Linked DNA regions of Mus musculus: region 2 is linked to region 1. The links are chromatin contacts, found by Hi-C in ENCODE. All regions are on one chromosome and are shown on one strand. The core of a region is the stretch at or near the end of the contact, and the rest is flanking DNA. Distances in the headings are between cores, read along the strand shown.

Evidence for each region. Hi-C counts contacts between places; a loop is a spot of excess contacts on that map.
Region 2: a loop to region 1 is called in a map of left cerebral cortex, with 2.9 times the contacts of the local background. The contact joins the enhancer-like site here to the promoter of Ssbp2 in region 1. A Hi-C loop is called at or near these places in 3 of 37 maps with a recorded cell type or tissue (left cerebral cortex and v-Abl transformed pro-B cells).

The regions. Positions count from the first base shown.
Region 1 is chr13:91,459,727-91,462,956 of GRCm38, forward strand. Ssbp2 (single-stranded DNA binding protein 2) reads left to right here and starts at 1,371. Exons shown (of 17, transcript NM_024272.4): 1 at 1,371-1,522. The coding sequence starts at 1,461.
Region 2 is chr13:91,092,810-91,095,834 of GRCm38, forward strand. All of the region lies in intron 3 of Atg10 (autophagy related 10), which reads right to left. Among named protein-coding and RNA genes, the nearest start is that of Atg10, 130 kb to the right of the region's middle. Within about 2 kb of position 1,579, at least 1 of the 3 ENCODE cell types and tissues checked has a DNase peak (open chromatin) inside an H3K27ac peak, as active enhancers do; it is left cerebral cortex, where a contact is called at or near this core.

The DNA.
Region 1 (3,230 bases), core at 121-2,620:
AAGGTATGCTTCCTCATTTGAATGTTATTTCCTTTCCTTAGCATAACCGTTACTCCTCTATTCATGCTTTTCTGAGGTCTCCATGTCCTACCCCAATGGCACCTCTCTTCCCCTGTCACCTCCCATTTGAAGCTCATCTCTTCTCTCAACCGGATTTCTACTCTGTCTGATTTTACAGCCAAGGATCTTTAACAAAATAAAGGATGGAGTCTATCAGAAACCAGGTTGCGTGTGTCTTGAGAAACTTTTGCGCATTCACTGAAATGAGATTAGGGACTTGGATCCAAAAATATTCTCCGGGAGTTTTCAGCTTGGGCACAGCTTTGCACATCTTGGGCTCTGCGGCCTATTCTGCTGGGCAAATACAGGGATGTCTTTCAGGGCCTTCTCTGAATCTTTCCAGTCCAAGGGTCAAATTGAAATGACATTGCCCATCCAAACTATAAAAGCAGGCCGAGTAGAGAATGCCTGGGCCCCTGGTCTGCTGCAGGTCTGTGCAGAGTACTGGGGAGGTAGGGACCCAGGCCTTGGGCCACTGCGGTCCCACGAGTCGGTCTCTTGACCTCTTTGGGAAGGGGAGGGGGTGTAGTCCCCTCTTAGACAGGAGGCAGACGCCAGGGAGGGTGGTCCTTTGGGATTCAGGGCTTGACTTCAGAGCCGGCGACAGCACCTCAGCGGGCGCCCCAATGGGAGGCACGGTGCCTCCCAGGGAGAGACAGAGGTTCGCTCAGTCCTTGAGCCAGAAGGTCGAGGGTTCAGAGCGGGCGTCCCCGGCCTGCTGGCCCTCCGGGAACGGGATTGGGGCGACACCCCAGACAGGAGGGATGAGATCAACCGCGGGTACGGACCCGGGGTGCCTGGCCGGAGAGGAGCGGGAGAGGAGGTTGGCGGGACCCCGGCGCCGGGTCCGCGGGTCCGCCTGTGGACTCGCCGGGCGCCCCGAAGTCTGGGGCCGCCGCGACTCCCGTTCCGCAGTCGCTGCCAGGCACTCCAGGCCGCACTTTCCCCTCCTCCCCGCGCCTTCTCTCCAGTGAGGAGCCGGGCGCGGGCGGCGCGGGGGGCGGGGCGGCGGCGGAGGGAACAGCCAGTTGTTTAAAATCCTTCTAGAGCAGTTTCTAATTCCCCCCTAGCGCCCGGGTTCGGAGGGGGAGGGGGGAAGGAGAGCGGGAGGGGGAGCGCGGCGGAGAGGGAAGGAGGGAGGGAGGGAGGGAGCGGGAGAGGGAGGGAGGGAGGGAGGAGACTGCCGCTTAGGCCGAGCCGCCGCCGCGCGCTCCGGCAGGCCGGAGGGAGGGGAGGCCTGTCAGTCTCGCGCGTTGCCAGGGCGAGGAGGGCGGAGCTCTGGCGTGGGGCGGCCAATGGTGGGGGTGGCTGCGTGGGTCGCCATGGGGACGGGGCTGTTCCCGGGGAGGCTGTGATGGGTTGACAGGTGCGTGACAGTGGGAGCTGCTCTCGGCACAAGCATGTACGGCAAAGGCAAGAGTAACAGCAGCGCCGTCCCGTCCGACAGCCAGGCCCGGGAGAAGTGAGTGTCTCCGCGCCGCAGCCACCTCCGCCTTCGCACGCGCGCACACTCGCGCACGCACTCGCACTCTCCGGGAACCGCAGCCACACGGCCGCCCCGCCGCGGGGGAGCCGGGGGTGGGCTGCAGGGGGAGGCGCGGGGCGGGGGCGCGCGGCTCCGGGGAGCGGCCGCCTGCCTCCACGGGGGAGCCCCCCGGGTGGGTGGCCGCGGGCAGCGGGCGGCGGGAGGGACGCGCGTGGCGGGGGGACGGCGGCGGCGGGGATGGAAACTTGTTTGGGTGGTTGAGGGGAACCACCCGCGGCTTCACCTCCTCGCAAAGTAACTTTGGAGCTGTGGTCCAGGACGGCCGGGCCGCGGCGCGCGGCGGGCCTGGGGGGCGCGGGCTGCGGGGCGGCCGGGGTCCGGCGGGGCCGCGGCGGGGGCCCGCGAGCGTGGAGAGGGGAGAGGACGGCGGGCCGGGCGGGCGGAAGCGGGGCCCCGCGGGGCGCGGAGGGCAAGTGCGGGCGTGGGCCGGGCGGGCGGGCGGGCGCAGAGACGCGGGTCCGCGGGTTCTCCCGGCGCAGGCCGAGCTGGCTGGCGGGCGGGTCCGGGGCGGCGGGGGAAGTTTGGGAGTGGGAGCGCCGAGTTCCCGGAGGGAGAGTGTGTGCTGGCCCGCGCGGGGTCGGTCGCGAGAGCTTGGCGCTCCTGCCTCCCGCCGCACACCGGCTCGGCGGCGGCCCCAGAACTTTTTGAGACTTGCGGTGTCCCCGGGGGTTGGTGGCCGCGGGCGCGGAGGGCAGGTCCCGTGGGCCGTGGCGGCGCCGCGAGGAGGGCTGCCCGCGGTGTGGACCCGACGCGGGTCGGCGTGGGGGCTGCGGCAGAGATGCTGGGCACAAGCCGCTCCGCTGGGTCGTGGGGGATACAGGTGGTAACTTCGGTGGGAACCCGGAGGACGTTGGGGAGCCGAGGTGCCACGGTCGCGGCACGCTGCGGAGCAGGCTAGTTGGCTGCTATTCTTGTGTACTTGTAACGGCGATTTGGTTGTTACTAAAATGAGAGCGAATAGTGACTCTGACACCGAGGAAGAACCCTCCCCCCCCCCCTTTTTCCTATGTGCAGATGTTCAGACTGATTCCCTGTACTGGGTCTGCTGGGGGCGGGGGGGGGGCGTCAAGCTTATCCTTGTCATTGAACATACTGTCTTGCTGAGGGGACTCAGGCTGGGGGAGAGCAAGTCCTTCTCAGAGGTACTCTGGGTCTCTTGCATACAAAAACAGCTTGGTAAATAAAAAAATCCAAATGTGTAGGCTACGGAGTTTACCCCCCTTGCTTAGGCAGTTAGTCATACCCTTGAAAGTTTGTTGTGCCCCAGGGAGGGGAACATGTTCTAATCTTTGTGTTGGCAGCAATACACACACAATTCCCATAGGGTTTAGAGGTGGCAGGCCCTGATGTAGGAAAACAAAACACAACAACAACAACAACAACAACAACATTAATGGAGAGATGTTTTTGATTCCTTCACCCCTGGTATTTTAAAGATCTTGCTGTGACAAGGAATATAAAAAACATACAGTGTTTATTGCCTGGTTAAGAAACTGTAGTTACTGGACTTGGAGTTCTAAAATATTACTGTGTGCTTATTAATCATTTGGCTGTAATATATCTGATAAAAACATCTGGAGGAGGATGCTTTAATGTTTATAAAATACCCGAATTTCACAGTTTG
Region 2 (3,025 bases), core at 329-2,828, 370 kb before region 1:
CCTCCTCTACCACACAAGTTCTGTGGCCTCTAAACCTACAGCTGTTTGCCTCTAAAGACACCCTCCATTTATGCTGTTGCGTCCCAACTAGAATCTCCAGTTTGAGAAACCTTCCTTTCAACATTCACTTAGAATGTACCTTCTCTGTAATGGTGCTGATGTTTGAATTGGACTGTATTTTACTTTTACCATTCTTTCTTGCAAAGGACCTTTGCCTTTCTTTCTCTGTAACTAAATTAAAAATATTTTGGCGTACAGAGGTTGTGCAGTGCCCACCTTTTCCTCTGCATTATATTTATTATCAGTCTTAAAGTTCCATATTTAATGAAGGTTTACAGAAGCGAACTGCATAAATAAGGTCCCTTTACGTCTCCCTTTTAAAAAGCAACATATTTACACTTGAATCGACACAGTGAAAATATATAATCAATGGATGATTGGTTGTAGACATCGTTTTTAATGACGGGGAAGGAGGAAAATGTGATGCTTTATTAAGCTCTAATACTGTTGGGTGCTCCCTCTGCTGGCTTGCAGCAGCAATTCAAGAACAGGGAACTCAAACAGCACAAAGAAAGACACCCAGGTTGAGCTTCCTTGTACCCTGCACTTTCTGGGAACAGCCAGGCTAGGAACTCACCGTGAACTCATGCGGAAATTACCCACTTATAGGAAAAGGATTGTCTTTAAAAACTGTTTATAAAGAAAGAAAACTGACCTCACTGTTCTAATGATAATTTTTGTTTATGTTTTTGCTTTTTAACTAAACCACCAACTTTATGTAAAAACTCTTCTTATTTTAGAGTGAATTTTTTGAGCTATAGAACAGAATAAGGTCCTTTTGCTTTCTAATTCATGTTTATGTTTTAAAAGTCTGATCAGGAACATAAGGGGTTAAACTCTTCTTGTGTTTCTAAACAGAGTTATTCTGAGTACCCTGAAGGCATTTAATTCCAAAACAGGAAGCCACAGAGAGGAACACTTGGTTACACTAATGTTATGCAGATCTTTTGGAACATATTTTCCTAAACACTTGCTGAAAGAGCCTTTTCTATACAGCATGCCATCACACGAAGTTGGAGAAGGGTCCCCCACTTAGCACAGCACTAACTCTCAGACTGTTCTTTGTTACTTCCTTATGTCCTCCATTTCAGTTGTTTAAAATGGTTCTCTGCTTGATCACAGAAAAAAAAATTAAATAAAACAAGCTAGGGGCCAGGGAGTGATTGTTCACACCTGCAGCTATTCTGTACACACACACACACACACACACACACACACAAACTATGATGTTAGTTATGATGACTTTTTAAAAGATAACATAATAAGATTAACCTAAGATCAGTACAGACACCACTGTTAAAGATCAATGTCCTATTTTAAAACAAACAGCTGTTTGATAAGTTTTTACCTCTATTCTAAAACCTCCCTTGCCTAGCAGGCTAAAGGAGATCTCACCCTTGTAGCTGAAACAACAAAACACCACAGGCCAGTGGGTTTCTGTAGCTAAGAAGTGGGCAGGAGGGAACATCCTCTGTTACTGACACGGTGCTGCTGCGGCTGTCTCCAACACTGTGTGAGTGAGTATACAGCTGCCTACAATTCCCCGGCCAACCGGGTGAGGTACACTTTAAGTCCCTGAGGTGTGCCGTGGAAAAAGACCCCACACTGTGGTGAACAAGCGTCACAGCCACCTGACTGCATACACCATTTCAAGGCCATTTTAAAGAACAGCTCCCTTTCTCAGCCTCCTGGCTTATGTTCGGTTGTGTTTTAGAGAAAGCCAATGATCACTGAGCCATTATCCTTCTGTGCTGGAAATTAAGGCTTTGTGCACACTATCCATGAAGATGAAGTGCAGCAATATTAAAAGCACCAGGCTAGTCAGAAAAAGCCAGATAGGAAAAACAACGTGTACATTTGGCTCCGTTTCCGTAACTGTTTACCCCACTCTTTGCTTGTGTGGCGAGGGGATGTGCAAGAGTACAGCAGCCCTTTTAACCCTTCTGCGTATGGGGAAAACTGGTTTTCTTTAAGCGCTTTTGAGTGAACAAGAACAAGGGTATAGGGTATAATGGGTGCTGCTGTCATTCCTATACTAAAATTCTTGACATTTACCTCTGTAGATGCCCAGAGCAGAGAGACTGGCTAATGAGTGGGTGCTTCTCCCTCAGGTGAGGTGCCATGGGACCACAGCAGCCAGGCACAGAGTAGATGGCAGACGCAGGTCAGAGTAGAGTACAGAAGGTTATTAATTTCCAGACTCGCTGTCATCCAGCCTTGAAACTGCTGAGCTTGTATCTTTTGAGCAAGACTGTCCAATCCTGAGATTTAAATGTGGACTTTCAGCTCACAAATATGTCCTCTAGTGTTCAGAGGGCATCCTCACCGAAATCTACAGTTACATACATGACTATAGAAAAAACGTACAGCTCAGAAGATCTAACAGCGATTCTTTGCTATACAATGAGTCATTTCACTTTAAGTTATTCGGTGCTTTATTAATGAGGCAACAAGGTTCTGGAGCTACAAGTTAGCAGGCTTAGACAATATCCAAAAAGACATCTTGAAGTGTGCAAGAAAATTATTCAAAACATGATTTATTTTAATTTACCATCATATAAACGATGAATGAGCATAAAAACTTAAGATGTGGTTTGTTATAAAATGGAAATATAGTATTAAAAAACAGCTACACCTTGCTCATTCCTTATGGTAATTCAGTTGTCCAAGTAGTCAGTAATTATTATAGAGCAAACTACCAGTGAAATTCTGTGGAAAATCCATTGAGGCTCCACCTCTGATGATGTCATCACATGCAAATGCATGGTGGTGTCAAACACTGACTTTATTGGGTATTTGTTATAGCAGCTAGTTCTTTCCAGACTGATGCAACATAAATCAACGCAAGACAAATCTGCAGTACCATGCTTGTTTCAAAACACCTACAAGACCAATAAACACCAGACATTCGGAAACAAATATATCTTTAACTGGATACAGTGTTATATTCAGATGTCTTCCTCAA